Linked DNA regions of Mus musculus: all the other regions are linked to region 3. Evidence: chromatin loops called from intact Hi-C (ENCODE). Cell type or tissue: gastrocnemius. All regions are shown on one strand. Each heading gives the region's core, and the rest is flanking DNA. Links, peaks and the distances in the headings are about the cores only.

Region 1 (10,476 bases), core at 3,460-8,459, 520 kb before region 3:
GAGACAGTATGGGACCAGTCCTTAGCAATGAAGCAAATGTGGGAGCCTGGTGGGGCTGGGCTGGAGGGTTGGTGCTACTTCATGGGCTGGGGTTAGGGATGGCAGAGGCTGAGGCTATGGTTAGAGCTGAGATTTGAAGTTGACATCAAGTTGAATATGCAGGACAGTGGCAGTTGGCAGGGTACACTTTTCAGTCTTGACGGGGTCCTCAGATGCTTATTTTTAGTGTCTAACGCAGATGCTCTCCTCCAATGAAGAGTGTTCGGTGTCTGCTCTCCCTTGGAGGGGCGGGACAGGTCCCCTCCCCCTGCTCCCCACAGCTGAGCAGAGCCATACATCACCAAGGGGCTGGGGCTCCCTAGATGTATTGCCCTAATACGTCGCTATAGCAACCCCACTCTAATCCTGCATTATTCTAATGTGGTCTCCTCCCCACTGTGATGTATAGCTTGGGTCTCAGAGCTGCTGGTCTCAAGCATCCTAGGGATGGGTAGGTTGGAGGTTGCCTTTACTCCCGTGGGTCCCATCTCGCTTCTCATTCTGTGCAGGAGGATCCTTTGTGAGGTTGGCTGTAGAGGTGGGGGTCTGGCCCATCAGCCTACCCTCCTGCTTACCCAGAGAAGGTAAGCAGCAGGTCATGTGTGCCCAGCCCTGGTACACGAGAGTCTGACGCACTGATTCACGCCAGGCCGCCTGGCCTGGGGACCTGGGGCCTTGGGGTTGGGGGCCAGGGCAGGACAATAGCTGCATTCCGCCTGTTAGCCACAGGCCCCCATTGTTTCTGTGGACACTGCCTGCTTGAGGGCTGCAGTTCTGGCCCTCACTCCTCCCGAGCAAGCGTAGGATGCTCCCTGGACCACTCCCCCGTGGACCATAGAGCGGTGATTCATGGGGTGGCTAGGGCATAGCAGGCTCCAGCTGTGCCCAGATTCTGGGGAGCAGGAGGGGGAGGTAACTGAGGATTGTTTGTGTCAGGGGAGGGGGGCTGAGCAGCTCGAGCTGAGTCCTCAGGGCCCTGAACACCAACCACGTCATCTCCTATCTTTCTTCTTGTGTGGGCTGCTCAGAGAAGCCCCATTGTCAAAGAAGCAGGCCCACCCAGGCTAGAGGGCAGGCGACATCCTCAAAACTGCCAAAGACCCCCATATTGCACGGGTAGGAGTTGAGGTGATGGGGTTCGCAGGGGTTTGCTCCCAGTGCGCATGCCGGTACTGACAGGGCTGGAAACAGAACGTCACCCCGCAGGGCCCTGGTGTTTAGAGGTGCCTGGCATTTTCGATAGAAAAAGGCAGTCCAGTGCTGGCCTTGAAAGAGGCTATGCTATTAGGCTGCTTCTTCCCAGTGACCTTTGAAACCCCTTACATTTAGCCCAGAACTTGACATTCCTGGGGTAAGAAATGAGAACTAAGGCCATCTAGACTTTTGCCACAGGCTGTATCAACTATAGCTTCTTTGGGGAGAGGAGGGGAGTGTGGAAAGTTCCAGCACTTGGACTCACACAACTTCGTAGATATGACAACAGGTTTCATCATTACCTTCTACACCGTTTTCTCAAACACCCTATATGGCTGAGGGGCAGGAAGGGAATGAGACAAAGCTAGAAGAGCGTGGAGGTTAGAGGCCATCAGCCTTCTTGACATTCGTTAAGCAAGAAGATCGGATGAATGGATGGCAGATGATGGGTGGGTAGCTGAATAGGTAGGTAGGTGAATGGCTGCATGCAAAGGTGGGTGGCTCGGTGAATGGAGGAGTAGCTGGCTGGAGAACGGACTGATGGATAAGTGAATGGAGGAATGGTTACTTCCTAGTTTGAGGTCCAAGGTGACAAATGATCCATTTGGTGACCCCAAATGTCTGAGGCTGGTTAACCTCTGCTTAACCTCTGGCTAGGGTTGCAGTAAAACTACTCACGGAGACCTGAAGGAAGCTTCAGTCAGACTTTTAATCTCATAGTTTGGGACTCCATCGGGTTTAGAGGCCGTGAGCCCTGCACTGAATCTTTTGTGCTAGGGTCAAAAGTGTGCCACGGCCTGCTAGAGGAGCGTCCTGAACAGGGTGGGAAAGGCGGAAAGGTTCAGGATTCAGGAAGGGTGAGTGGATATGGTCTGAGGGTTCAGGGACTTGTCTCAGGGATCAGGCCCAGATCCAGGGACTCCTGAGCAAACCTCTATCCACTCGTCCTGGCTCAGTTTAATGCCTCTGTCTGGGTGCTGTTTCTGCGAGCCCAGCACAAAGCCTTGCCACACAGGGCTTAGTATTATAGCCTCAGAAGACATGGTTGGGGGAGCAGGTTTGCCACAAATTGGAACTAGGCACTAGGCTTAAGAACTGCGCCTGTCATTGATTTTCTGGGTCCCTCTGAGAAAGGCCTTTACCATCCTTGGGCCTCAGTGTCCTCACCTGTGGAATGGGGATGGGGATTTTAGACCTAATTATCCTAGAGTGGTTTTATGAATGAAATCATTTTAGAAAGGCAGGAGTGTTAGGGGAAGCACTTGACATTTTTTTTCTGCAATAGCTCAGCATTAATACACACTGTACATATAAAATTATTTTTTACAGCTAACATTTAATGGTACTCATGATGCGGGAGGCTCTGAGTGTTCATGTTATATATCCTCTCAACTGTCAAGTCCTCACTGCAGTTCTGTGGGGCTGATGCTGTTCTTATCCTGGCTTACAGAAGAGGAAACCGAGGTATGGAGAACTTAAGGAACTTTCTGTAAGACTCACGGCTAGTGGATAGGACCATGAGGCTGAATGCCTGGGCAGATGTTAGGTCTCCATCCTTGGCTACAATGTGTTTGCTCAGTGATGTGGAGGCTTGGAGAGGGCCAAATAGGGGGACTTCCTGATCTTCCTAACTTGGCAAGTTATCCAACTTTCTTTAGCCTCCTGGGATTTATTTGATTCTGGGTAGTGGAGAGGGGGCCGTAGATTTTACCCAGTTAGCTGGCTCTAACAACCTTGATTCCCGATTTCCACGCCTGCGTTCTGGGGCTTTCCTTTTCTTGCTTTGAACAAACACTCAACATTGACTACTATTTTGCCATTGGCCTTAGCATAAAACAAACTGGGGCTCAGGAGTCAGATATAATGGCTTCTATTCCAATTGCTGGCATTTACTAATCTTGCTGCCCTGACTAAGCTAACACTCTCCTGGCTGCAGCTTCCTCTTTTATAAAATGGGGCTATATTGTGTAAGGCACTCAACATAAAGTGTAAGGTGAGTGATGGGTGTATATTATATAAAAGTGTCCTTGGAAAAAGTGGGGTCCCTGGTCAGAGGTAGAGGAACACCACCTTATGGTGTCCTTCCTTGAATGCTAACTTCTGAACCCAGGCCTCAGAATAAAACGATTTTGATTTATTCATCGTTTATGCTAAGTATTCTGAGCATTATCCCACTTAATTCTCAAAACAACTCTACAGTACAGAACGGCCATTAGCGTCACACCGGGAAACTGAGGCATGGAAACGTGAGTGAGTTGTCGGTTCAGGTCCCATAACTGTGCTCTGCCTCCCCAGTCACGGCAAGTTTCTTGGAGCTTTGATGAGGATAGACGGCAGGTGATCCACGGATGCCGAAGGGAGCTTTGCCACAGGCTGGGATGCTTGGGTAGGTCCTCCCAGCTTGGGTAGGTCCTCCCAGCTTGGGTAGGTCCTCCCAGCTTCTGCATAGAGGGAGTACTCCGTCCTCCCCAGCTCGGCTTCTGCAAAAACCCAAGCAGGGTGACTCCAGGCCAAGGGAGCAGGGACTGTGCTGTGCGAGGTCCAGGTCTACCTCGGCTCAGGCTCCCGCTCAAAGCTGAATAACCGGGAGTCCTTCAAGAAGGATTTCTGAGAAGCCATCAGGAGTGAGTCATTGACTTAGGGAGGCGATGAATCAACCGGGAGTTCATAAAACGGCAAATGAATCGGGTGTGAGAGAGCAACGGAGCCACCGCTATTCCCCAGAACCCTCCAGGGACAGAGAGCCGAGAGAAAAGAAATAAAAATAACACGGGGCCTTATGCCTGCTACAAACCCGAGGCAAGCCCTCTTTCCATGTGGGAAGATAGGGTGGGAGAGAGGGACAGGACCCACTGGTGGGTGACGTGGGGCAGAGGAGGCTCCCAGGGCGCTCTGGGATCCCTGGGTCCGGGCTGTGGGTGTAATTAGCCAACGCTCTTTTCCCTTCTTTTCAGGAGTCCTTACAAGAAAGAACACTGATTTTGACGAACACCCAAAATAATGTGAGATCAGGCTCATGCGTTATGCATGAGGTCTGATTTAACATGAACATTATTTCTTGTGTACGAGACCATATGCCTCCGTGCTGTCTCTGCAGCCTAATAAAACCCAGACCCACCCTGGTCAGGCTCAGCAGGGAGCTGTGTCCACTGCTGTGTGGATGGAGATGGGGTGGGCAGGGGAAGGGTTGTAAGCACAGTGCTCCGGGGCCCTGGGTCATTTGAGGAGAGTCCATTAAGATTCTCTGAAGAGAAGTGGGAAGCAGGGGGTGGGTTATCTACTCTTGGAGTATACAGTGGGTATTACTTCATGAAATGCTAGAGTGTGTGTGTGTGTGTGTGTGTGAGAGAGAGAGAGAGAGAGAGAGAGAGAGAGAGAGAGAGAGAGATCAGGAGCCCATGACTAGGTGAATCTGGGTTCATCACAGGGGCGCATGGGGACCTGTGCATAACGAGGTTTTACTGTTCTAGCATGACGGTGGAGGCTGGAGCTAATTGCTGTGTGTGTTTGTATATATACACGCATATGTATGTGTGGGGGTGTGTGTTTAAAAAATAAGATCACACATACATACAAACACACAGCCTAACTTTAATTATCGGAAAGGAGCAGAGAGAGAGAGAGAGAGAGATCTGGGAGGAGCTGGGGCAATGATGGTCGGACAGGGATGGATTTAGAAAGTGGTTTGCGGGGTGAATGCTTAGAAACCTGGAAAGGAGAGGGTCTGGCTAAATGTGACAGCAGATGGTAATGTGTTTAGTTACACAGTACGGGGGTCAGGTGCCTGGACTCCCAAGAGTTCAGTACCAACCAGAAAGCTGGGTCTGGGTGGCCAAACAGTGGTGTAGGTGAGGCTCTGTGTCTGTGTCTGTGTGTGTGTGTGTGTGTGTGTGTGTGTGTGTGTGTGTGTGTAAGCTGTTGAGCTGGTGAGAGGAGAGGTGGGGATGTGTGTGGGCAGGAGAGATGAAAGAGGCAGCATGTGGTAGTGGGTTTCTGAGCATGGCTGTGTGAGTGGGCAGGGTGGAAGAGGGAAAGGGATGGGACCACAAACCAGCACATTTGTGTGTGAAACAGGATTGCCTCCTTTGGGGCCTGAAACTCACCTCTGCTCTGGCTAGCAAAGCCTACCATCAGCCATCACCTTGAAGTTGACTTGGGAGAAGGGCATGCGCAACAATTAGGTCATTTTGATGACTGGGTGTCATGTCCCAGCTCAGGGACCAATAGAGGGCAGTCCTCCCACATGGAGTCTTGAGTGGCACTAGGGAAGCCCTCGAGACTTGAGAAACACTAACCGCTGGGTGAGGAACTGAAGTGTCTCTAAGCTGCCTCTAACCTGAAACTCTGGGAAGATCCTCTTGGCTAAACTTCTGGGGGTAGCTGGGCTAGATTACCCCTCCCACTTCACCCTCTGCCTAAGTGATTCTCCTTTCTGGGGCTCAAGTCCTACTGTGAAAAGTTCAGGAAGGAAGAAGATTGGCCCTGGGTGGCTCACATTGCCTTGCTTTTTCTCTTACGCAGACCTAGAACCTGTCTAGGAACTTCCAAGTAGCTCCGAGCTGGGAGCTATGATTAGGAGTCGGGTAGACCTGTGGACACTGAGTTGAATTCTAGGGACAAAAGGGTGACGGCTTGGACTTCATACCGCGCAGCGCAGAAGCCTGTATAACCTGCGGCAGGAGATGAGGGAGAAGGGCTTGGTGCTCAAGACAGGGTGCCTTCTGGGTTTGCCTTAACGACCACAATGGCTACCTTCCTTCCTTCCTTTTCCAGCGCTAAGAGGCCCTTACTCCTGTAAATACTCTAGATCAGATTCCCAGTAATAAGATGGATTCCCCCGTACCATGTGGCTCTGGGACCAGTCATGGATTCCCACACACACAGCAGAAGACACAAATATCAGCAGGTATGTTTTCTCACGCAACCAGTCAAGTTCTACTGACCTGCTCTGTGATTACAGGAAATAACTTTGAGTGTCAAGGGTGAGAGATGGCCTCAGAAGTTCCAAGTTTGCAATGGAAGGATGCACTTCTCAGACCGAAGTCTGAGGAACTCTGGCACAGGCAGGTAGACCTACATCCAAGAAACCCAGAAGCCCACAACTGATGTGCCTTTCTTCAACTATTCTGTGGAAGGGTTAGGACTTTGGGTTCCTAGGTTGCCTGAAGCAGGGTAGAGATCCCAGGCTGGTATCTCATTAAGCCAAACCCTTGCAGTGCAGGATCCTCTCCCTCCCCCTCTTTCTTTTTGTTCTATCCCTCAGCTGCTGCTGGCTCTTGGGGGGCTGCATTGTTTTGCTATTTTTGAGTTGACTTGCTTCAATAATAAGCCCACCCTCTTGTACAAGATTAAGCAGACAATTAGGAAATCAATCAATCAATTGGTGTCAACTGGAGAGAAGAGGCCTGTGAAAGGCCTTTCCAGTTTCCCAGTTTCAAAACCTGCAGAGGCTCTGGGCTGGCAGGGCAGGGACTGGAAAGCCAAGTTTCATTTGCTTCCATATTGGGACGGCCCCATTCCCCAAGTCAGGGACAAATCTAGGGGTGGGAGAACTAGGGGGTAGGAAGGAATATGGGACGGCATCAAAGTTTTGTATGTTATACTGATGTGCCAGCCCAGCTAAAGACCACAGGTTTGGGGGTCCTGGAATACCTGACTCTGGGCATCACCCAGTCCACTAGCTAGAGCCAAGGGCTTCCCAAGACCTGGACGTGAGCGCCTTCCCAGGCACGCAGGTTCGCCTGGGCTACAACTTTCTCCCCAGCCGAACCCACAGTGCCTTCAACTTTGCTCCACAGAGTAAGAACTTTGTATTTTTCCTGAGAAGGGAAAAGAACTGTGCTATGGAAGAAACAGGAAGGGATGTTTTAAAGGGAAAAAAAAAATTATGTTGACTGGATGCTACCTTGGGTTTTGAGCTGAACTTGAGACCTGTCCCCAGTATGGAGACTTTCTGAGTGATGTGGCCACTGAAGCATTGAGAACATCTCAGAATGTTGGTTTTCCCCCTTTCAACAGCAAACTCATCTCTCCCTCCCTGCTGTTCTTAGTTGTCTACCCAGGAGCTATGACAAGCTTTTCCTGCAGCATAGTCTATGCCTCCACCACTAAGAGTGTATGGGACTGGTAGTTTGCAAAGCAGAGCTAGCTTTGCCCAAGGCAAATAGGCAAGACTCCCTCCCAAGCGGACTTAGTTCTGCCGGACTACTGAATGGACCTCAGACCGAACTTGTCAGAAGTCCAATGTATCTAGGTGGGCTTGGGTACCATTTGTTTGGATGGAGCCAATTGGGGGTAGGAAGCCCCTGACTAGGTTTCCAGTTGCCCTATAACTCTGAAACTTGGCTTGGACCCCGTTCATGGGACACAAGGTGAAATCAAAGTTAGGGGTTGGGGTGTCAGGCACGGGAGGCAAGGCTGGTAATCCAGGAAGAGGCGATCTGCTGCTTTGGCTGAGAAGAGTGTCAGCTTGTATCCAGATTCATGGCTGACCCCAGGTTCCATGTTATCAAGGGTTTTTACTATCCTAGGCCCTGGTCTGGTCTTTGAAGGCAATGGGAACAGGATGTGATTCTTGCTAGACTGTTGTACCTGGGCCAGGTGCCCAACTGCTGACCAAGCAAGCAACAGGCAGGCAGTCCTGTTACTGACCGAGAAGGAGGCTGGTGTTTCCCTTCCTTTCAGAGCCCAGAACTTCAGGAGAGGAACAGGCTGGGGACTCTCACCGCTTCCTGCAAATCAAGCCCAGCCCTAGCAGTAAAGAGAACAGGACACAGCCCTGGGGTACATGTTTATGTGAGTAATAAAATATTTACTATAACATAAATATAAAGGGAACTTCCCAGTCTACATTATTATTATTTTTTGCAATAAAGATACAAAGAGAATGGACCAAAACATTGTTCTGAAAATAATAAAAAATAAAAACAAAATTTAAGCTGAAACCTTAACAAACAGATGAAGAAATGGTGAAGGGGGAAGCTCCAAACACATCCAGAAAATAAATAGAGATGGGTCAGAAATTAGGAAACCATATTAAAATATCTTTTTCGGTTTAGTCGGGCATACAAACCCTTTAGGATGGGGAGGGAGAACAACCCAGAAAACCAAAAAATAAAAACCAAGCACAAAGTGTTTCTTCCCCCCCTGCCAGTGTGTACATATCTCACATATTTACATGGTTCCCACCTCACCCCAAATTTGGAGAATTTCTCCCCAGGGTTCCCCCAGCATCCCGCATCCCGCGGGGGCCGGAAAGAGAGCAGGGGGAAGCGGTAGGGAAACAGGCGCAAGGTTCTTGGGGGGAACGGGTTTATTTCTACAGCTAGTTAAAAAATAGTTCCAACTTTTCCAAGTTTCGTTCGTTAAGGCCAGGAGGGGCAAGGCCCGGCGGGGAAGCAGTGGCCCGCGATGCGTGCTCGGTCTTGCGGGTGGAGATGCCCCTTCCCACCCGGGTGTGCGTGGGAGCGCAGACCCTCTCTGCTAGGCCAGGAACCGAGCCGAGGGCTCGGGTAAAACGAAACGAAAAATGAACACTCAAAAAAAATTTTTTTGTTAGTTTTTTTTTTTTTGTTTTTGTTTTGCGTTCTTGAAGGAGGAGAGGGGAAGAGAAAGGGAAAATAAATTAGGCTAGATTAAAGCTTTGGCTATTTCCTGCTTTTATACACAGATGCGGCTCTCGCGGCCTCCCCTCTGGGGCCCCGATAAATACAGCATACAGCGATTTAAATTAAGGGCGCGGGCGGAGTTAGAAGGACCCCAGGAGCCGAGAGGCTCCACGAATAAATAAAAACCGTAAAAAACCAAGCCCGGAGAAAAGGTGAGGGGGTGGGGCGCGTCCAGGTGCGAGAGAAGAGGCGCGGAAAGAATAAAGTGACAGCCCCCACCCGTGACCTGCAGGCTACAGGGAGTCCGCGCCCGGGAGAGCTGCTGGGGACTCTCCTCTCTTCGTCCATTCTCCCGGGGAATCCCTAACCCCGCACCGCGTTACCTTTCGCTGTGGGGAGGCCGCTGCCGGGATCCGGCCCCGAACAGCCCAGGGGCAGGGGCGGGGGTCGTCGAGGGGATGGGGATAGGGAGCAGGCAGTGGGCACAGGGCGCCCAGAGTGAGTTGGCGCATTCTGGATCTTCCGCTGCTCTCTCCCGGGACTCGGGCGACACAGCCTCTCGGCCGCCTTTCGCCGCTCGCTGGAGAGAGGGGTCGGTCCCGGGTGTTTGGTTTTGTTTAAAAGTTTCTGAGCTTTTTTTTTTTTTTTTTTTTTTCCTTTTTGTAAAATCCAAAGCAAAACCGAATAAACAACAAAAAGAGTCCAGGCCGCGCGCGCTAACTGCGCGCCGGAGGCACCGCTGCGCCGGCGGGGAACCCAGTCCGCAGGGTCACTGCACAGAGCCGGGCAGTGTGTGGTGGTGGTGGTGGTGCAGCGCGGCCGGCGGGGGTGGCGGGGGCGCAGAAGGTGGCGACGCGCTGCCCCCGCCAGGCCCCAGCTCCCCAGGCGCATAAACGTCGTCCATGGGCGGGTGGCCCGCGCCGGCCGCGGGGGTCATGCGCTTCTCCTTCTGCCGCCGGTTGCAGAACCAGACACGCACCACCTCCTTCTCCAGTTGCAGGCTGTCGGCCAGGCCGGTGATCTCGTGCGCAGACGGCTTGGGACACTTGAGAAAGTGGCTCTCGAGCGCGCCTTTGACACCCACCTCGATGGACGTGCGCTTCTTGCGCTTGCGGCCCTGCGCCGCGATCTTGTCCAGGTTGGTGGGGCTGCCGCTGGACGAGTCGGTCTCCTCCAGCCACTTGTTGAGCAGCGGCTTGAGCTTGCACATGTTCTTGAAGCTCAGCTGCAGGGCCTCGAAACGGCAGATGGTGGTCTGCGAGAACACGTTACCGTAGAGGGTGCCCAGCGCCAGTCCCACGTCGGCCTGGGTGAAGCCCAGCTTGATGCGTCGTTGCTTGAACTGCTTGGCGAACTGCTCCAGGTCGTCGGAGCTGGGAGCATCCTCGTCCGAGTGCTCGCCCACCGACGAGCCACCACCGCCCGCGCCCGGGTGCAGGTGCGCCGCCGCCGCGTGCAGGCCGCCCGCGTGTGCATGTCCGTGTGCGTGTCCGTGTGCGCCCAGGTGCGGTGGTGGCGACGGCTCCAGCTGTGCCTCGTGGCCGTCCTCGTGCAGTGCGTGGTGCAGGCCGGGTCCCGCGCCGCCGCCTCCCGCCGCCAGCATCCCGGCCAGGCCGCCGCCGCCGCCACCGGGGTA
Region 2 (10,476 bases), core at 2,530-7,529, 530 kb before region 3:
TGCAGCGGATAGCCAAGGAACGACAGAAGCAGTATGACTGTTTGACGCAGCGCATCGAGCGGGAGAAGCAGCTGTTCGTTGTTGCCCAGAAAATCCAGACACGCAAAGACCTCATGGTAAGGGGAGGGAGCCTTGAGCCTTCTCTTCTTCTTTTCTTTCTTTTTTCTTGTAAAGGTCTTAACTGAGACTGGGTCTAGGCTGTGTGTAAATCAACACCAGTGAAATGTCTGCTCCTTGGGGGCAGTGGTTGGAGCCAGTGTCTATTGCTCTGACACTGTTGAAGTGCTCCTTGATTAAGAAGGTAATAAGGGGGTTATTAGTCGGTGCTTTGGAGCAGCAAAGGGTAGGATCAGGTAGCATATGGACTTTATAGCTTATGAGCCGCTCCCGTAACATTTAAACAGGTTAACAAAACAGTGCATGCCACTCACTGGTGTTTAAAAATAGACAACACTGTGCAGTTAAATAGCAGAGCTAAGGAATTTAAGAAGCTCTTTCGAATCACCGCTCCTCTAAATGTCAAATTCTCCAGCCTTGAAGATCATTTAGGTTGGCCTTTCTCAACTGGGGTTCTGAGAGAGAATTAAATTTATAATTTAAACAAAATAATTACTTGAGCTGCTCTCTCCTCAGTTTTCCCAAAGACTGTCCCCAGCTGGTGGCATTCTTTGGGCTTCCAGAGAGGTTAGGTGGCTCCATACAGGGTGGGTGCCTAAGGCTCTTCTGAGCTTGGAGAAGGGCTGTGTCGGGCTGCCCCTTAGGCAGGTTACTAAAGCCTTTGCTGCTTACGAAGCCTGTTTATGTTTACTGGTCACCTTTTTCCTCTTGTAGGATAAAACTCAGAAGGTGAAGGTGAAGAAAGAAACAGTGAACTCCCCAGCTATTTACAGATTCCAGACTCGCCGAAAACGTTGATGGGTTAAAATTAAGCCTCAGCATTCTGTATCGAAAAGAATTATTATCTTTTCCTCCTGTCTTTTGTAATAACTTCAGATTTTATTAATTCAAATGGCTTGGTCTTCCTGTTTTGTAATCATGACTTATTTTCGACCTGAGACTTGATGTCTTTCTATGAAAATAGTAAAGCAGCCAGGCAGTGGTCCCAGCACTCGGGAGGCAGAGGCAGGCGGATTTCTGAGTTCGAGGCCAGCCTGGTCTACAGAGTGAGTTCCAGGACAGCCAGGGGTATACAGAGAAACCCTGTCTCCAAAAACCAAAAAGAAAGAAGAAAGAAAGAAAGAAAGAAAGAAAGAAAGAAAGAAAGAAAGAAAGAAAGAAGGAAAATGAGTAAAGTCCCTTCCTAGAATCATTATTTCTGTGTTGATGATTGAATCTCATACATATAATACTCATTTGTCCCTCGGAGAGTTATATAATCTCCTATAACAAAGTAGAAAATAGATGAACACATTTCCTTCTCAGTATTGAAGAACAGTGTATTTATCCCTAGCAGGAGCTAGGGCTACTGATGCGAGCAGCTGTGAAGGGCAGGTTTATGTTCACCATTTGGGAGAGCTATACATCGGTTTTTGTTTATGTTTTGTCATTCTCCTTATAGTAAATTTTACATTCTAATTTTTAATTAACTCATTAGCTCTATTCTATTTTTATAACATTATTGAATTTTTCAAAAGTAATATAAAAGCATAGTAGAAAGTAAAATCCTTGTGTGTGTGTGTGTGTGTGTGTGTGTGTGTGTGTGTGTGTGTGTGTGCGCGCGCGCGCGCGCGCGCGCGCACGTGCAGTGGTTTGTGTGGAGGCCATGGGGCTGCCGCAGAGTCATCCCCTAGAGTAAGTCCACCTTGTTTTCATACACTGTCTCACTGGTCTCCAGCTCACTGATGAGGTCGCCTGCCTGTGAGCCTCAGGGACCCATCTGTCTCTGCCTCCCAAGTGCTGGGATTGCAAGTCAGATGACAACTTAGATTTGGTTCTTCTTCCTTCCACTGTGAGGTTCCAGAACTCAAACCTGGTTGTCAGGCTTGGAGGCAAGCACTCTCACCTGCTGAGCCATCCTTTCAGCTCCCACGCTTGGCTTTTAAGGTGTGGGTTCTAGAGCTGGGCAGTGGTGGGACACATCTTTAACCCCAGCACTTGGGAGGCAGGAGTAAGCAGGTCAGTGCTAGCCTGGTCTACAGAGTTGAGTTCCAGGACAGCCTGGGCTACGCAGAGAAACCCTGTCTCCAATAAACAAAACAAAAACAACAAAAATGTGGATTCTGGGAGTCAAAGTTAAATTCTTATGTTTGCTCAGCAGCTGAACCGGAAGTTTTGTTTGTTTTTTGAGATGGGATCTCATTGTGCCCTGGCTGACCTAAAATTTGCTGTGTAGCTAAGGATGACTTTGAACTTGATTGTTCTGGCTGGAATTACAGACACGCCAAAAACACCTGGCTGAGCAATCTGTCTTAAGAATTAAATGTTTTGTATAGATGGGAGAGGGATCTTCATCTTATTATTTATTTGAGTGGCTTCATAAGTTGTCTAAGAGTTCATCTCTCCCTCCTTGCATGTAGAAATAAACACACTTAGAATTAGGACCTCATAGGGCTCCTGTCTGTTCAGGAAGCTCACATCAGGACACTAGGGCTGGCTCTGTTCCTGCCGCTAGTTGCTGATTCCAAGGTCATAAATGACTTCATCTGAGAATACAGACTCCAGGCTATATGGAGCTGATTCTTAGCCTCTTCCTAGGTCCCACCCTTCCCTTCCTTGCCCTTATATAGGGAAGGTAGGCCATGGCCAGTCAGAACAGGACTGAGCATGCTAAAGGAAGATGTGGAAGAACTGAGACCAGGATTCTAGGAGCCTTGTTCACATCCCGAGTTCTGGGAAGGAACAGCTACATTGGGCTGATAGATTTTCTTTTTTAAATGTGTAGATGAGGGCTTTGTCTTTGCACCACATACATTTCTGCCTACAGGGGCCAGAAGAGAGTATAGGATCCCATGAAAGAAGTTGTAGTTGATTCGTGTGGAACCTGGGAATTGAATCCAGGTCCTCTGGAAGAGGTGCCAGTTGATAGCCATTTCTCCAGGCCCAGAATTATTTTTTGTTTGTTTGTTTGTTTTAAAGTATTAGTAAGTGACATGGCTACTGGGTTCCTGTATGAAGCCTTGGTGGGAAGTCTTTTTTTTCTCAGAATGTATACTGTGGGATTCAGATCTGGGAGTCCTGAAAATAAGACTCCAGAGAACAGAAGCTAGTTTTTGCCTTTAGAAAAGAAGCTTTCCCAGGCCGAACTCCAATCTGTGAGGAGGTGCTGAGCTCAGTTAATACCAATGGTCTGGGTATCCGTTCCACAAGAGAGATGTAGGTTAACACTGGCAGGAGCAAGGTGAGTAGGGTTGTCAGATGGGACCTGCTAAGGAATTAACAGACCAAGCAGTGTTCTAGAATAAGCAGCCAGGGATCACCGCACTGATTCTTGCAGTTCCTGGGTAGGAGGCTGGGGAGAATTGGGAGTATGAGTGACCACCTTCTCATAAAGCATCCACCCACACCAAAGTATACAATGCTGCATGGGCTCTCATGTTCACAGATGCATGAGCCAGCAGCAGCTTGGGCTTCAGAAACAGGTATAGACACATCCACGCACCCTCCCTCTGGGCACACGCACACACACCAGCGGAGATGCTTGAAGGGGCTTGTGCTCAGTCCAAAGGGACCACAACACCCAATGTGTTTGAAGTAGTTTCCAGGCTGGAGGTAGTCAGAGTCAGAGGAACAAGACTAGGTAGATCCTTGGTGGCTGTCTCTGGGGCCCGAGGATTCTCTTGCAAGAGTAGCAAGTGCTCTTAACTGTTGAGCCACCTCTCCAGTCCCTTGCTTTTATTTTTTAACGTGGCTTCGTGCTAGCCTGAGCTGCTTTCAAGCTTTTGTTATTCTGCCTCCTCACAAGTGTTGGAATTACAGTTATAAGCCACCATGTGAAGAGTTCTTAAGGGGAGAGAGATTGGTGGTCCCTTGTTACTAACCCATCCCAGGCTCCAGCCCCATGCATTCTTAGAGTAGACCACAGCCTTTAGGCAGGTCGACAGACTGGCTGGGAACAGGAGACAGTTTGTTTTCTTTGTGACCGCTTTCTTAGGCTTGGGGTGGTTTGGCCTGTTGATGTGGCACACCATACTGGCTGTGCCATAGGGCTGGGGCAGCATGTGGAAGTGGAGAGCGTTTCTGTGACTCAGTATCCCTGTTTGGTTCATGTTGGCGTAAGCTAAAATAAGTCTTTAAAGCAGCAGCCACCTGAAGCCTGTAGAACTTGCAGATCCTCCCAAGAGAGAGCCCCTGAGGCCAGACCAGTCAGCTTATAGCCACATTTGAGGGTCCGAGTCAAGGCCTTGTTTTATTTTTTTGATATAAGAAAAGAATTGGCTGGGCAGTGATGCTGCATGCCTTTAGTTCCAGCACTTGGGAGGCAGAGGCAGGCAGATTTCTGAATTCAGGCAAGCCTGGTCTACAGAGTGAATTCCAGGACAGCCAGGGCTACACAGAGAAGAGAAACCCTGTCTCCAAAAAAAAAAAAAAAAAAAGAGAGAGAGAGAAAAGAAAAGTGGTGGGTGGGAAAGAGCCCAGCAGGTGGCGCTGCTGCCTCTCTGCTGGGCTGGTTAACAGCGAGTTTCTCCCAGAACCTCCTTGTCCCCCAGAGATGCTGAGTATGGATTTGTTTATTGAATTTAATGCCACGGAAGAGCACTCCATGAAAAAGATCTTTCCTTTTAGTTTGAATGTATCGTGGCTTTCTCACTTTTAATGAGGATCCTGTAGGGACCATTAGGGTCTTTCCCAAAGCCTCAGGTTTCCCAGTGATCGGTCCACCGGGATGTGGTAGGGGTTTTTCCTTTTGTGAAGTTCTGAGAGGTTGACTTGTGGCTTGCTGTCTCCCGGTGCTGCTGGCTGTGGGTCACTGAACAACCAAAGCCGCACGTCCTTCATCGGGGAAAGCCGTGTGCAGACTGTTTGCTCGGCATGACAGCGGAGGCCGGCTAGGCCAGGGCCTGCCAGGCCAGGGCCTGCCAGGACTTGAAACCATGAGGCGAGTAGGTGTGTGGTTCTGGGCTCTCTCTTCCTCCCAAAGCTATCTTGGCTTGCCAGTTCCCAAAGCCTCATGCACAGAGCACTGGGAAGGGTGTACTGAGCCTGGGGTGAGAACCCTGGGCCCAAACTGCCGATGAACGGAGGGCTGGGGGTGGGCTGTCTGAGGCTGAGCTGGCAGGTTTCTTGGCTTTTTGCAGCTGCCTTCTGGGGTTAGACGGTGCACTCTCTAGCCAGCCAGGTCATGGGGCCTCCTTGCTGGCACAGTCCCCACTGGCTTCTGGGCCTGTAGAGAATGGATGCGGGAACAACCGTGTGCAGTTGTAACAAGGAAAGGCATAGAGGCTGTGTGCTTAGGTCTGTGGCCTGGGGGATCACTCGGTGGTAGAGCTCTGGCTTAGAATATGCAAAGCCTGGACCAGAGCCTTAGCCTTCCAAAGCCCAAGTCTGAGACTCTGGAGCCCAGAAGAGGCAGTCCTGGTTGTACATACTTCTGCCTGCCTCCCCTAGAAGGCCAGGCCAAAGGAAACATCGCTCCCGCGGCTCCTGACTCCAGTAAGGAACTGCTTTGCCTTCTCTCCCCAGGCCCTCTGGTATGGCATTTTGGGAAGTCTTGTCTCAGTTACATCTCCTGTCCATCTGCTCTGCCTGACTTGATGGTCCTAGAAAAGGCGATGGCCATATCCTGACATAGGAGGAACACCCAGGTGCTGGGAGGTCCCGCAGTCTGTCCCCGGCAGGTAGAGGCTAGTCTGGAGTAGAACTGAGGATCTAGGCAGGGGGCTGCTGCTTTGGGGGATTTAAGGAAGGTGGGAAGGAAGGCGTCTCAGGTCTTCATTGTCTGTCACCTGATGGCCACGCTCAGATCACCAGTGTTAACGAAACCCTGGTGCCTGGAGGCAGGTGGGTACTCCCCTCCCTTGCCCTGAGCCAGTCTGACTAATTTACAGCTTTTTATTTTTCTTTGTTACCCCCAAAGGCTTCTTTCTGAGGTGACAAATGGTGGGGGTGGGGGTTGGTTTCAAGTTTTCACATTACTGAGTGGAAATAACACCCCATCCACACAACCTTTCTATTTAAAAAAAAAAACAATCAAAAGCCAAAACACAAACAAACAAACAAAAATCAAAAACCAAACCAAACCAAAAGCAAAAAGCAGCTCCTACAGAACAGGCAAGCTTCACCTTGAAAGCACTGAACAAGTCCCCATCTTTGGCCTTCTTTTGCTCAGAGAACTGAAGAGTTCAGAGGAGAGGGCTGAGCAGTGGCAGGGACCACCCCTCTAGAGGTGGCAGCACCTGCCATTTTGCTAAAAGTTAGGGGAAGACCTTCTGTTCCTCCAGCTCCGGGTTTGCATGGGTTCCCATGGCCTGTGGTAGAGTGCAGGACGCGCGGGACTGTCAGCTCAGGGTGAGGAGGGACGGAGTGGGGAGGAATCGGCTCTCTTCCTTAGCTAATTTGATCCTGTAGGGCCGGGACTAATGTCTCTCCCTGAGAGAGGGCTCTTTAGGTAGAGAGGTAGGTGGGAAAACACAGGCTCCATCTGGCACGTAGAGACTGGGGAGGGGGTGCCACCCCCTCCTGTCTTTGGCTGGTAGCATTATAAACTACCCCCTGCCAGGGGCAGATGGCCTCCATGGCAGATGGAGACTAGGCCAGCAGTGGGATGGGCTTCCTAGCCTCAGCCTGGCCTCCTCACAGGCTAATAAGACAACCAAGGAGGCAGTGACAGGACAACTTCCCTCCTCCCCCCCACTCCCGCCCCCATCTCTCCCCTCGCGTGTGTACGGGCACGTGTGCGCATGCGCACCCCCCCCCTTTTTTTTTTTTTTTAAACTAGTCTGTGGAAGAAGTAAGGCGCTCCCAGATAGAGCCAGTGGATATCAAGACACTGTTTACTCTGTAGTTTGGGGTGGCAGGTGCTTAGGCCTAACACTGCCCACCTGTCTGGGTTCCTGATGCTCCGCATCGTTGGTTCTCCAGCGAGGCTGATAGTCTCTGGGGTTGGGAGACTGCTGCCGCTAGAGCTCAACTTGCTAGATGAAGATCCTTTCCTAGGTCCCCAGAGCATGGGCCTGGGCAGCAGCTCCTCCCCGAGGACGCACCCCTTTATTATGCGTTCCTGCCCCCTCGCTGCTCAGGCAGGCAGCGGCCTTCATTAGCCAAGGAGCCGGGGTCTGTTTTGGCTGCCTCATCAGCATCAGTGAACTGCGTCCCTGCGAGATTTGATACAATTTAATTAACCTAATTAAAAGCTCTGATTGCAGAGATGATTGGGGTAGCGCCAGCAGCGACTGCATATTTATAATGAGCTGCAAGGTGTGGGACCGCAGCCAAACGCCACGCATCCTAATGAGCGGGAGCCGGGAGCCAGGGAGCGGGAGAAGGAACGTTTATTTTTGGCAACAATGCCCAGTTCCTCCCTGCCAGGGAGTCAGAGACCCAGGGAGCAGAGACCGACCTGCCCACCACTCTCTTCTGCACAAGGTGAAAGCAGAAATGTGGGCTTTTCCTGCAGGCGGTGTTGCGCCTTTGGACACCCCCCACTTGCCCGGAACTCGGTGCTAGGGTCTCTGTTTGCAGAGTGGGGGTGGGGTGGCCGGGGCCCTTCCGCTGTTTCTCTCCATCTCTGGGAGCTCGGGACCACCTTCAGAGCCGTTCTGAAGACACAAGGTCCTGACTCATTTCCAGGCTCTCCTCTTAAATTTGTAAAAGGAAAGGAGGCCAACCAAGACAAGCTCAAAGGTGAGGCGAGATGTCAGAAAAGGGGTCTGAATGTCCAAGAGTCCCAAGTGAGGATCCTGGGCCTAGAGCAGGTAGGAGAAACAGCAACATAAACTCCCTGCTCATTCTACAAGTTGGAGTCTGGTATACCCAGCTCCTGGCTCCCTCCGAGGACCCTGCCCACCTCCCCTGGACTCTCCTCTCCCACTGCCTCTGTCTAGGGGAAATCTCGGTTTGTCTGACTCAGCGCTTCCGCTGTAAATCACATCTAATAATAACGAGAGTGAGAGCTGAGGCAGAGATGCTGTGGGTGAAGGGACGCACTGCCCAGGTGTTAAGGGGGCAGGGGTCCCTCGGTGAGCTCCAGAAGCCTTCATCAGAGGCCAGGAGGGAGAAGCAGGAAGTGGCCTTCTAGCCCCCTAGTCCCTCCTGTTCTGGAGTGTTCTTTGTATGTATGGGTCATGAGCTCAGCCAGGCTGGCCCAGCCCCCCAAAACTGTGAGCACTGCCAGGACAAGATGAGATTTGTCCCCAGCCCACCTTGCAGACTTGCAGCTTTTTAGCACCCTTATCAATCTTCTCTGTGGGTTTAATCATCTCTCTGTCATCCTGCAGGGCCAGCCCTCCCCTTCTGGAGCTCTTCAGCCCCAGCCCCTCCCCCAGGCACAACCCTCTTCCCTCACCTGACACCCCTGGTAAGAGAGACACAGTGGACCAGGGTGGTTTGGCCTTACATTTCAGTGGTAAGGGCTGAGTCAGGGGCTAGCTTTAAAGAAAACATAGGACTTTGTATTGCAGAGAACTGGCAGAGAACGTGCCCTACCTGGGTCTCCATTTGACTCCATTTCAGACTGGGTAGGATAAAGCCTAAAGGTTGGCCATGACCTTCAGCCTGGACTTGAGAGACTCCTGTGCAGGTGCAGTTTATGTTCTCGCCAACCCTGGCCTTCTTGGGGGGCTCAGGAGCCTGTGGCTAGGAACCATGAGCCCATGACTTTGTGGGCATCTTGGGAAAGAGGGTACACAGGAGTCAATGGGGCCTGTGTTGTGGTCCAGGCTGGGAGCCAGGACACAAGGGGCTCCGGGGCGCGTCCCAATGCTGACGTGCAAGATGACCTTCAGGGCCATATTTCAGCCTTCTTTGCTCTCTCTTTCCCCCCAGAGCATCTGTGGAATGGGTGAGGTGGGGGGGGGGCTGGGGTCACATGATGGCATATCTGCCCCGAGGAGAACAGAGGAAAGGAGGCCCTTCCTCCCTTTGCTCCCTCTCTCAATGCCAAGGGAGGGCCCTCCTCACCACTTCTTGAGGATCATGTGAAGTCTCAAAGAGGAATGGGGTCCTGTAGGGCATCGACGATGACATCATCATCATCATCACCACCACCACCACCATCATCATCATCATCATGCTTGAAGGACTCCCCAGTGGAAGCATTTCTTTGGGAGCTTATTATGGCTCTGGAGATTCACCAGCTCGCCTGGGCTGGAGAGGGTTTTCCCCCTACCACACACAGAGGCTGGGCTCTGGGAGACAATGGAGTGTTGACAAAGCCTCAGTCCTGGTCTCACATGACCTGACCAGGGTTGTGGGTGGACTGCACGTGGCCAAGCCGCCAGAGCTGACCTTTGGTCACTGGCTAGAGAAGAGAGGAAGCCATGAGGTCTCCTGCCCACTCAGTACCCTGGGCACCCTGCCACCCGACCCCAGGAACTGCCCTCTGGGCACACACTCTGCCCTCCCACTACCTTCCTTTCAGCCTTCTGTTCCACCACGGGTGAGAGTGGACGCATTCTGAATGTATTCGTGTGTGTCCGGCTGACTGTGAGGAGGGAGCACACGTGGGCTGAATGAGAGAGAGAGAGGGAGAGAGAGAGAGAGAGAGAGAGAGAGAGAGAGAGAGAGAGAGAGAGAATCATGTCTGGGAGTTCTTCTCAATCAGGAATGAAGAAGACCTGACTTCTCTGGGGTCTAGCACCAGTGACGAGGCCGGGCTTTCTACTTGGTCTCATGCTTTGGTCTGGGTCTGGCAGCGGCAGAGGCTGGGTCTCCTGGACACATCTTGTTTCATCCAGGAGGCCAGGCTCAGTGTTATTTTCAAACATAAAAAGGGATAAAGTTGGCATGGTGGCTCACACTTTTTTTTTTTTTTTTTTTAAATTTATTTATTTATTATATGTAAGTACACTGTAGCTGTCTTCAGACACTCCAGAAGAGGGAGTCAGATCCCATTACAGATGGTTGTGAGCCACCATGTGGTTGCTGGGATTTGAACTCTGGACCTTTGGAAGAGCAGTCGGGTGCTCTTACCCACTGAGCCATCTCACCAGCCCGGTGGCTCACACTTTTATCCCAGCATTTGTGAGGCTGAAACAGGAGAATCTTGGGTTGAAGGCTGGTCTGGGTCACGTAGCAAGAACCCGCCTTGAAGTGAACCAAACAAAAACAACAACAAAAAGCCAGAAGACTTTGAGGGGGTTGTATAAGTATTGTACTCAATGAATAAACTGGAAAGGCAATGAGTGAGGACGCAGGGCATGTACACGCACACACATGTACACATACACCCTGCACACATGCACTTCAACACATATGCCCACGCACGATGCATAGATGGAATTAATATACATGGAACGTCAAGAGAGCCAGTCTGGTTCTGAAACAGGTTTCTCTTTCTTTCCCCTCTCACTACAATTCTAAGGTAAATGTAGCAATGGGTGT
Region 3 (10,476 bases), core at 2,929-7,928:
CAGGGTCCTGTATTTCCTAGACTTCCCTACTATGGGGTCTAATACAAAGTTCGTATGCACAGTTGCCCACATGTCTGACCCAGGCTTAGATGCCTGCTTGGCTGTGACTGCCTATCATCTCTCCCTGTATGGGAATTAGCTCAGAGCACAGGTCATGATGGACTAAGGTACCCTGGTCCGGTGTTTAGAACCATCCAGAATCATCATCAATTTGGTTCACTGATTATGGCACATAGTTAGAGATGCGGCTGGGATAACAGGCAAGAATATGACCAGGCCTGGGTTCTGGAGGTCACAGCCCCTTACCCGCTTATCACTGGATTAAAGGCTTCCAACAGAGAAACCCAACCCCAAAGCAATGGCTCCTTGGGGTGCGGGGAGCTCAAGAAGGTATCCTGGTCCAGTGGACAGAGGATTCCAGGAAGAAGGGATATGTGCAAAGCAGCAGAAACAAGAAGGAGAGAAATGAAGCATTCTGGACTATGAGTCCAGACTGACTATGCCTGTGGGGCGTGAGGGATGCAGAGGGAATGGGGTGGGCTCCTGTCTCTGGAACTTCACACCTATGTGGCCTACGAGGCACATGCCACTCTCAAGCTCAGTTTCTTGAATGTCAGGTAGCTGAGTGCTTAGCTGCTGAACTCCCAAAGCACCAAGCTGTGCAGCTTTAAAGCAGTTTGGTCTGTGCCTGCTGGCATATAACTATAACCCCAATGCTTGGGAAGCTGAGGCAGGGGAATTGCGTTCAAGGTCAGCTGTAACGCATAGCAAGACTCTGTCTCCTCAAAACAAAAACAAACAAAAAAACAGTTCTGAAGGCATAGAGATTAACAAAGGATTTGGGGGCCTGGCATGCAGACAGCCAGGCGTGTGTTTAATGTTACAATAGCAACAGCTGACAGAGATACACAGGAAGTACTCTGCACTTACTAAAATAATGTTAAGGACTGGGGAGCTAGATGAGGATCCAGGTTGGATTCCCCAGAACCTGTGGGGGAAATGCCGGGCATGTGGTACTCACTTGGAATCCCAGAATTCAAGACGCAGAGAGAGTGGAATTCCTGGAGTTCACGGGGATGGCCAGTGTAGCTTACTTGGTGAGGTCTCAGCTACTGAGAGACCAGGTTAAAAAAATTTTTTTTTAATTTTAGGTGGCATAAGAGGAACAACACCTGAGGTTGTCCCGTAGCCTTAACACACATGTTTATATACACACAAAAGTCATGTTAATAGCTCCTACTGTATTTTATGTGCCAGGTTTGGGACTAAGCTGCTACCTGCATTATGCTACTAGCTCCTCACACATGTCTTCAAGACAGGTGCCTATTGTCCCCATTTCACAGAGAATGAAACTGACACTCCATCCATTGATAACATTTGCTCCATGCCCCTTTGACACTGGTGGCCGAGCTAGGACTACTCAGTTGCTATGAATCTCTCTGACACCGGCACTCCTAGAATGTTGGAGAGATCCCCATGTATGGCACATCTTGCAGATTTCCCTGGAACAAGACTTGCCCCTGAGTGTGTGTGTGTGTGTGCACGCACGCACACACATACACAACTGGAATCAAAATTCCACACACATCCTAATCCCTGTACATAATATTTTAAATGACAAACCAGCCAATTAGGGAACCCGTAACCAAAATCCACAATATATGCAAACAGTCTGTGGTCAACATCTGCACAGGGTCAGCTGGTCTCAGCTCAGGGAGCCAAGTCTCTATAGGAAGGTCTCTGAACTGGGGTCCCCAGGGAAGGCAGCCTAAGGGACTAGAGGCAGGCGCCTGATTTCCCTGCCAAGTGCTTGCAATTACAGCCATTCTCCCTGCACCACGGACTCCTGGGGAGGAGTCATCTGTCGCTCGCACTCGCTTAAACTGATTAGGAAACGCTTTCTTCATTCCAGAGTCTTCCCTGTATCTATCTCAGCAGTGTGTATATAGCTGCTGCCCCGGCTTCCAAATCAACTTGGGTCTTAACTATTCCAAAACCATCCTGGATGTCCTTGGCATGCTGGAGTCTTTCCTTCTGCCTGGCTACATCTTGACAGACTTCACTGCATGTTACCCTAGAAATAGCTACGTCCACTCCCCGCACTGCACTCTTCCCCCAGCTCTGAAAACAGCTCCGGCTCATTTCTCCAGCCTCGTTCTGGAGTTGTGTGGCTCCTCTGGAGGTTGGGTTGACCTGAGAAAAGCAGCCAGTGTCTGGCCTGCTGTGAGATGGGGGCCCGCCCCATACTGTACTTGCTGTGAGGTTGTGATGGTTTCTCTATGGAGTTTGTCTTCAGGACACCCAGAGGTGCTCATCCACATCCCTCTCTTAGAGTTCCTAAAATACTCTCCTTATTCCTCCTCCTTTTCCTCCTCTTCCTCCTCCCCCTCCTCCTCTTCCTCCTCCTCTTCCTCCTCTTCTTCCTCCTCCTCTTCTTCCTTCTCCTCTTCCTCCTCCTCTTCCTCCTCCTCTTCTTCCTTCTCCTCTTCTCCTCTTCCTCTTCTTCTTCCTCCCCTTCCTCCTCCTCCTTTTCCTCTTCCTCCTCTTCCTCCTCCTCCTCTTCCTCCTCCCCCTCCCCCTCCTCCTCTTCCTCCTCCTCCTCTTCCTCCTCCTCCTCCTCCTCCTCCTCTTCCTCCTCCTCTTCCTCCTCCTCCTCTTCTTCCTCTTCCTCCTCCTTCTCTTCCTCCTCCTCTTCCTCCTCCCCCTCCTCCTCTTCCTCCTCCTCTTCCTCCTCCTCCCCTTCCTCCTCCTCCTCTTCTTCCTTCTCCTCTTCCTCCTTCTCCTCCTTTTACTCTTCCTCCTCTTCTTCCTCCTCTTCCTCCTTCTCTCCCTCCTCCTCTTCTTCCTTCTTTTCCTTCCTTTCGGTCTCTGTCTCTGTCTCCACAACACACACTCATTCTCAAACTCTTTCAACCATGGGTCTATCTAGGTTTGGATGATATAGAGTGCGTTTACATGGGCTGTGATGGCTCAGTCTGAGCCCCTTGACTCAGGTTTCCTCCCTGGCTCATTTTGGGTTTCTTACTAAGAGCACATGACTGCCAGGAACATGCATAGTCTATAACCCATGCTAGGTGTCTGAGTTAGGGTCTCATTGCTGTGAAGAGACACCATAGCCAAGGCAACTTTTATAAAGGACAACATTTACTTGAGGCTGGTATATAGTTCCAGAGGTTCAGTTCATTACCATCATGGCAGGAAGCACGGCAGCGTCCAGGCAGATATGGTGCTGGAGAAGGAGCTGATCTACAGCTTGTTGCAAAGGCAGACAGAAGGACACTTTTAAATCCCGCCTACACAGTAGCATACATCCTCCAATAAGGCCACACCTCTCAGAAAAGGCCACACCTCCTAACAGTGCCACTTCCCATGGGCCAAGCATATTCAAAGCACCTCACTGGGTATAACAGAAATAAGTTGAGAAATAAGTTGAATCTCAATTCCAAACTGGGAGTCAGTCACTACTGCCTGTGTTCCATGGCCCAAGTTATCTCATTGAGTTTATCCCAGTGGGGCAGAGAACTAGAAGTCATCGTGAGCACTGCAGGAACTGAAGAGTCACAAGAAAAGAACCTGCATAGGTGACACCAATCCAGAGAGGAAGTGAAGAGCCAGATCTGCAGGACTCTTTGGAGCACCCAGTATTATCGGAACATTCTAGGATTATCCAGGCTAGCCTTGTACACATGAGACAAGGCGGTGGAGCTCCATGCTGACGCTGGACGTGCAGACATTTCCCGTGCTGTCTGTCTGGGGAAAGGGGGCCCGCTTCCCTCCAGAGGACACATGTATTAACTCACTGTGACCCTGTGACCTCCCTGAAATTGCTAACACAACCATCCTAGGAGAAAACAGAACAATTTGTACATCAGGGTTTGAGGATCAGAGTGGCAAGTTCTCTCTCCAAGGGCTTTGCCTCCTCTTAAAGAGAGCAGTGTCAGGCAAAGAAGGGCCTTCACCTCCCACTTCAGTGCTGGGACCAACATGATCCCATGATCTCTTGGCTTCTCCTCTCTCAATATCCAATCCCAACTCCTTAACTCCCAACCACGACCTTGCCTCTGCTCTCTCAGGGGCTTTTTAAGCATTTCTACTTTAGAGTACTGTGCCAGAGAAAACAAGTTAAGATTAGAGCTAGGGGCAGGAAAGAAAGCTGGACCCTGGGCAAGGCCAGGCCAGGCAGATGGGAAGCTGTCTGGGCTTTGGTGTCCAATTAGCATCCTCTATACTTGGAGCTATGACTGACTACCAAGCAGCCGGACAGGGGAAGGCTGACCGGTCAGCTGGCGAATGAGCCCTAATTGCATGTCAGACACACCAGGCCCCACAGGCACCGCCCTCTCCCCACCCCCACCCCCACCTCCCAGTCAAACTGTCAAGAGACCACCACAGAGAGCCAAGGGTGGGAAGACAGCAAATTGGTCCAGCCTGCCTGGCACTCCGTATTCTGATGCCCTGCCTCCATCACACAGCTTCCTTTGTTTTTGTTTTGTTTTGTTTTTTTCATTTCAAAGGCTTTCGGGGAAAGATTGCCCATATTCGTGAAAAGTTTGCTGGGAACGTCTGGGTGGGAGAGAGCTTGTGTTAAAAGAAGCGCTGGGCACAGAGATTTTGGGCATGTATTCCATGATGGCCCCAGTTGTCCTGACTGTGGGGACAACCCTCCTACACACCCCTTCACACTCCTTCTTCTCTGTATTTTTAGACAAGTGTTTCCGAGCCAGCTGGGAGCTAACGGAATGCTTCCTCTTGCCTCTTGCCTCTTGCCTGGCAGCCTTTGCTGTTCACTTAGGGTGGAAAGAAAAACTAGCTACTTAATTACTCTCCACACTCAGAGGAAGAAACCACACTTCCCCTGGAGGAGGCAAACGTGGGTTTGAACATGTGGGTGGGTACAAATACATAGGCATCAGGTGCCCCTGTGCCCAACGGGTTCTCCACAGAGTTGGGAGATGTGCAGAAGTAGGGTGTACGGTGGGAGTGTGCTGAGCAGGTAAGCAGGGGTGATGTTTAATGCACAGATCTATCAAAATTGGTTTTTCACCCAGGTTTCCCTCCTCACCACCCACCCTACTATGAGCGAGCCAGCATTTTGTTTATGGTCTTCAGGGGCTTGCTTGGGTCAGGCAAAACTAGAAATGGCCAGCAGATTTCCCTGCCTCTGTGTTGCAAGAGCCTCAGCAAGCCTTTAGGGAAGCAGTGTTCTCTGGTCTTGACAAGGGTCTAGGCTGACAGAACTCCTAGCCCACTCACTGGAGGTTGACAGAGAAATCCTACCTCCACCTTGCTAAGGGCAAGAAAACAGAAAGGCAGAAGACAGCAGGGCAGACTCATTTTTATCAGCCCCTCTGAACGAAGATGCCCAAGCAAATGGAACCAAGAACGAGCCATGAGATGTCCACGTGTCTAGTATGACCCAGAAATAACAGAAAGCCAGCGAGCATCTGGGAAGACCTAGCAGAGAGCCCCATCTCTCTCCTCGTGCTTAGGGATGCAGAACAACAGCTCTTCCTTGTGGGTAGAACGTCCTAAAGAACGAAGTTGGTGTCTACCCCTCAAACTCTATGAGATAAGCGTTCAGAAGCAAAACCTCAATTCTGTGATAAAAAGAAAGCCAATAATTTCAGGTAACGTGCCTTACTCATTTATCCCCTATGGCCTTAAGATCTTTCACACTCCCCTGTCTAAAAGTGCCCTGACCCTCCACTCAGCTTCCGTCCTCTCTTCATAGTGTTCACCTCTGCCTGACAGCACGCCATACAGTCTTTGTGTTTAGTCTTTGCCCCAGAAGGCTGCTTTGTCCACCGTTGGACCTATGCCTAATGGGAAACCGGGCAGTTGCAATCCTGAGCTGTTGAATGCCTGAACTCACTGAGTACTCAGTGGCGACACCTGCTGGCAAGTAGAATATTGCCATTCATCCTTACTGAGCATCCTGCTAAGCCAGAAGGAAGGGAAAGGCTTTTTCTAAGTACTGTAAGTGATAGGATTTTGAAACTCCAGGCACAGTGGGGGGATATTTTTTTATTCTGGACAGAAGTTATAGACTGGGGATGACACAGACTATGAGAGAAAGTAGAACAATAAATTTAGTACAGGGAAGAGAGACTTGACTCCCAAGCCTCATATCTTGCTTGGCAATCACCCTTATTTTTTAAGATTTTATTGCATTTTAGATTATAGACATGCATGAATGTCTTTGAGGGTTTGTGTACATGAGTGCAGGCGCCTTCAGAAGCCAGAGGTGTCAGATCCCCTGGAGCTGAAGTTACAGGAGGTTTTGCGCTTCCCAGTGTGGGTGCTGGGAACTGAACTGGGGTCCTATTGCAAGAGCGGCAAGCACGCAACCACTGTGCCATCTCCCTGCCCCCACTCACTCATCTTAAACTTCATCTCCCTATTCTCTTTTCATTTCAGGCCATCTCCCTCCAAAAGTTCTCATCGTGAATACTGGTTGGGGGCAGAGAAAAGGGGGCTGCAGGAAATGTCGGGGCCCCACTCCGGCAGCGCTTAGAGTGGAGCTAAGGAGAGAGAAGGATGGTTTGTCACAAGCGTCTCCATCTGAAGACTTTACTGACTCTTTGAGGTTTGCCAAGTGACTCAGGTGTGCTCCCTTACTGGCTCTAGCTATGAGCGTGTGGACAGTAACTCATAAGCACCACAGTTTCCGTGAGGAAACCAATAAGACAAGGAGACTGAGCCCAAGGAAGGAAGTGTCCAGACTCTCCCACGGAGACTCCGGACTGGACCAAGAGTCACACCCAAGTCCTCCTTTGAGCTTTATCTGTTGAAGTTTGTGTTCAGTGGTCTTAGCCAAAGGATAGAAATTTCCTCTGTGGATCCGAGACAGGCAGCTTGGAAACCAACAGTAGACCAGTGAAGACTCTCATAGTTTAGGGTTCTGAGAACCTAGTAATGGAGAATATAGCCCCCAACACGCGCACACACACACACACACACACACACACACACACACACACACACTCATCCCAACATAAGAACCACCATAGCTACCATCGGAATTAATCCATTTCCTGTTGCCTGGGGGTACTTTATAGAGAAAATGGGTTTATTTAACTAATATTTTAGATACTGCATATCCAAGGTTGACTGGCCTCATCAGTTTGACCTCCAGTGAAGACCCCTTTGGTGGTGTCACAACATGAAGGAAGTGAGAAGGGAAACAGACACATGCAGGAAAGGCCACACGCATGGGGAGTCTTTGCTCTTATAAGCCCCATTTTCACAGGAACTAACTCTATGAGAGCAGCGTTAATCCCTTCTGAGGCAATGTGCCCAGTGGCTTAATTACCCTGAGGCCTCCTCTGTTATAGACCCCACCCCTCTCCACACAGACACTCTGAAGACCAGGGTTCCAGCCCATGACCCTGGGGTGAGGGATACACTCCCACAACCCATCTACAAAGCTTAGCACCTTGCCAGGGTGGTTACCACTTTATTCTCAGAACTTTTGATGTTTTCCAGTAGGACTCCGAAATCCAAGACCTCCCCATCGAGTTGCCCACATCCTCGTCTTTTTTAACAGGAAAGCTCTGACTGCACCCCTGGGAGTGTTTGCCCCAATTCATTATCAAATTGCTTGCAATTATCAAACTGTGCTCCCTTGAGTTGACCTTTAGCTGGGGAACAGCTATATTTAGAGAGACACCAGCCCTTTGTAATTACCCCCACTCCGATTACTTAAAGGTCGGCTGCAGATGTGACAGTTTGATCCGCGGTAAGGGCTGTTTCCAGGGTCTCCAGATAATTATTCAAACCAGACAATAATTAGCAAATATTTTCTACAAATGAATCCATCCCCGTTGCTCAGCACCAGAAGGGAGCCCAGAGGCTCACTTGGGCCACACACTCGATTATGACAACAGTCTTCACACACACATATCCCTTCAGACTCGATCAAGAACATCGTAATTAATCTGTCTTCATCAGTGTAAACTGGGGAGGACACCTACTTTACCGATGAGGAAACCGAAGCTCTGAGAGGTTCGGTAGAGCTTTGCCCAGAGTCTTTGGCCACGCCTCCCGGCTCCACACCTTTTCCTCTTTGCTCTGAAAACCACTCCTTCTGCAAGTATTTATTGAGTGTCTACCACATGCCTAGACTTGCAGTCAACTGCAGAAAAAAAGGCAGTGCCTAGCCATGTTCTTGGTGCTCAGACGCTCTGGGAGGAGGGATGGGAGACACAAGGGTCTCCTGGGACACAAATGGGAGACACAAGGGTCTCCTGGGACACAAATGGGAGACACAAGGGTCTCCCGGGTGAAGACGCTTCAGGGATAACTCCCCAGCCAGAACTTAGGCTATCACAAGTTAGACAGAGAAGGAAGCCGCAGACAGGGAAGGAGGGAGTGCGTTGAGTGCGATCCACCAGCGTTCTCAGCACAGTTTGGGTGACTAAGAAATGAAGGGCATGTGTCACCTGCTCCCCTGGGAGGAGGAATTGAAGAGGATATAGGTGACACGGAGTCCGAGAGCAGCATGGCAGAGAGGGCTATTGAGCTTGTCTTCCCTGGGGCCTGGCAGCCCCATTTCTGTCTACTTTACCCGCTGGTCTTCCATTCAATAAAGGAAGCCGTGGTTTTTAAAAAAAACAAATACAGAAGTCATCAGTTCATAAACCTTTTCGGGTTTGAGTTATGTATAAAGCATCTTGTGTCTTGACTTTACAATTTCTTATTAAAAGTGGGGAAAAAAATGAAGTCATCGATAATAGCTTTTTAAAAGAATTTCCTCTTGACTGACTGGCCAGCCATCAGATTCTAACCAGAGGAAATGATTGTTTAAATACTAATGTTAATATCAATGATTAATAGCTTCCTAGAGCTTCCTGGATGCTAGAGACTCTTCAGAGAAACTGGTGTCTGTGTTGTCCCTGCAACCCACGCTATGGGAGTCACCTCACCAAGGCTTGGGCTCTTCTCAGAGACCGATCGCCAAAAGCCACTCACTTAGGGTGAGACATGAACCATGCAGGAGGGGGCACAGATCCTAGATGGCTCAACTCCAGTGGGGATCCACTGGTGAAAGAGAATGGTGTGCCTTAGGAATAAGCCAGGAAATGCTAAGCCCCCTTCTAATGCAGAGAGAGGGGGAGGGGGAGAGAGAGAGAGAGGCAATTTTAATAAACTCTTAAGATAAACTCCTCTATAAAGACATTATGTAACTCTTTAGGGAAGATATTTCTCCAACATTTCAGAAGCACTCATTTATCTACAGACAATATTTATTTTTTCACTTATTGTATCAATCTCTATTATTCTATTCATTAGCGTGAGTCCCTGAAGACCCACCCTGGCTGCTTGCCTTCCGAGAGCTGGTGTTCGGCTCACAGCCTCCCAGTGTCAGGCACCAGGCTGGGATTTGAGAATGCAGGAGGGAAAGGAAGGCGGGGAATGCAGGTTCCAGATGAAAACAGCTCAATATCACATCCACCAGCCCTGTATAGATTTGCGTGTGTGTGTGTGTGTGTGTGTGTGTGTGTGTGTGTGTGTGTGTGTGCCATGCTCATGAATACCCATATGTGTGTACATGTATACAAGTAGCTGTGTGTGTGTGCATGCATGTACCTGCGGAGTGGGAAAATCAACATCAGGTGGCTTCTTCATCACTCTTCAACCTATTTATTAGTGGTTTTGAGATAGGGCACCCACTGAGCTCGGTACTGATCGATTGAGCTAGCCTAGCTGGGCGTAGATCCCCATGGAATCACCTGAGCCTGGCTCCGCAGTGCTGTGATCACATATATGCACCATCACTCCTGGCTTCTCACATGGCTCCTGGAGACTCAAACTCAGGTCCCTGTGCTCTGGGAGCAGGCACTTCGACTGACTGAGCCATCTCTCCAGCTCTACATTTTACTTTTAATTTGTTGAAATGAAATGAAATCCATAGTTTAGTTCTGTCGCAGGAGCCATGTTTTGACATGCTGAGCTTATGGTCAGTGCCATGTCCTGAGCATGTCCAAGCGTGAAAACGCAGGGTCTCTCTGTTGCTGTAAAGACCTCAATAGGAAGGTGCTTGTTGAGGAAGCGCTGTCCTTTTAGGGTAGGAGGTACGGCTACAAGCACCACACGCCAGCCAGGACTGGAAACGGTGGCTACCTTCTTAAGTACTCCTGGGGGTCTGATGAATTCATACTGGCTCAGCCCAGATGAGTCTGAATGAGTGAGGAGGGACAGTTTTTCAATATATATGGACAGCAAGAATTTGATTGAAAGAAAGAAAGAAAGAAAGAAAGAAAGAAAGAAAGAAAGAAAGAAAGAAAGAAAGAAAGAAAGAAAGAAAGAAAGAAAGAAAGAGATTTCTCACAGGGTTCATACAGTATGGGTATAGGCACATGGTGACAAGCAAAGTTCCTGCTGCCCTGAATGCAAGGGCACATGGATGTGCATAAATACACGCTCCTGAAAATACCAGCTCACTTAGATATGGTCACAAAGCAAGGGCATTCTCAT

The links. A loop is a pair of places that touch in the nucleus more often than their neighbours do. Peaks named below come from ENCODE experiments on the same cell type or tissue, not always from the same donor. Only the 100,000 strongest peaks of a DNase experiment are listed, where the experiment ranks them.
Region 1: a loop joins it to region 3, with 9 times the contacts of the local background. A loop is called at or near these places in 19 of 42 quality-filtered maps.
Region 2: a loop joins it to region 3, with 35 times the contacts of the local background. A loop is called at or near these places in 17 of 42 quality-filtered maps.

Annotation. Positions count from the first base shown.
Region 1 is chr4:124,658,190-124,668,665 of GRCm38, reverse strand. It overlaps Pou3f1 (POU domain, class 3, transcription factor 1), which reads right to left. Exons shown (of 1, transcript NM_011141.2): 1 at 8,011-10,476. The coding sequence ends at 9,610. It overlaps Gm38545 (predicted gene, 38545), which reads left to right and starts at 474. Exons shown (of 4, transcript NR_168615.1): 1 at 474-623; 2 at 2,563-2,697; 3 at 3,433-4,032; 4 at 4,188-4,372. In gastrocnemius, for the core only: a CTCF peak has its summit at 5,461 (motif pointing right); no DNase peak of the experiment used is centred there; H3K4me3 peaks cover 77 bases.
Region 2 is chr4:124,669,342-124,679,817 of GRCm38, reverse strand. It overlaps Utp11 (UTP11 small subunit processome component), which reads left to right. Exons shown (of 8, transcript NM_026031.3): 7 at 6-116; 8 at 832-1,054. The coding sequence ends at 915. Among named protein-coding and RNA genes, the nearest start is that of Gm38545, 6.4 kb to the right of the region's middle. In gastrocnemius, for the core only: a CTCF peak has its summit at 4,581 (motif pointing right); DNase peaks (open chromatin) are centred at 5,240, 5,778, 6,650, 7,356 and 2 more places.
Region 3 is chr4:124,137,663-124,148,138 of GRCm38, reverse strand. No RefSeq gene overlaps it. Among named protein-coding and RNA genes, the nearest start is that of Gm40241, 89 kb to the right of the region's middle. In gastrocnemius, for the core only: no CTCF peak of the experiment used is centred there; a DNase peak (open chromatin) is centred at 5,888.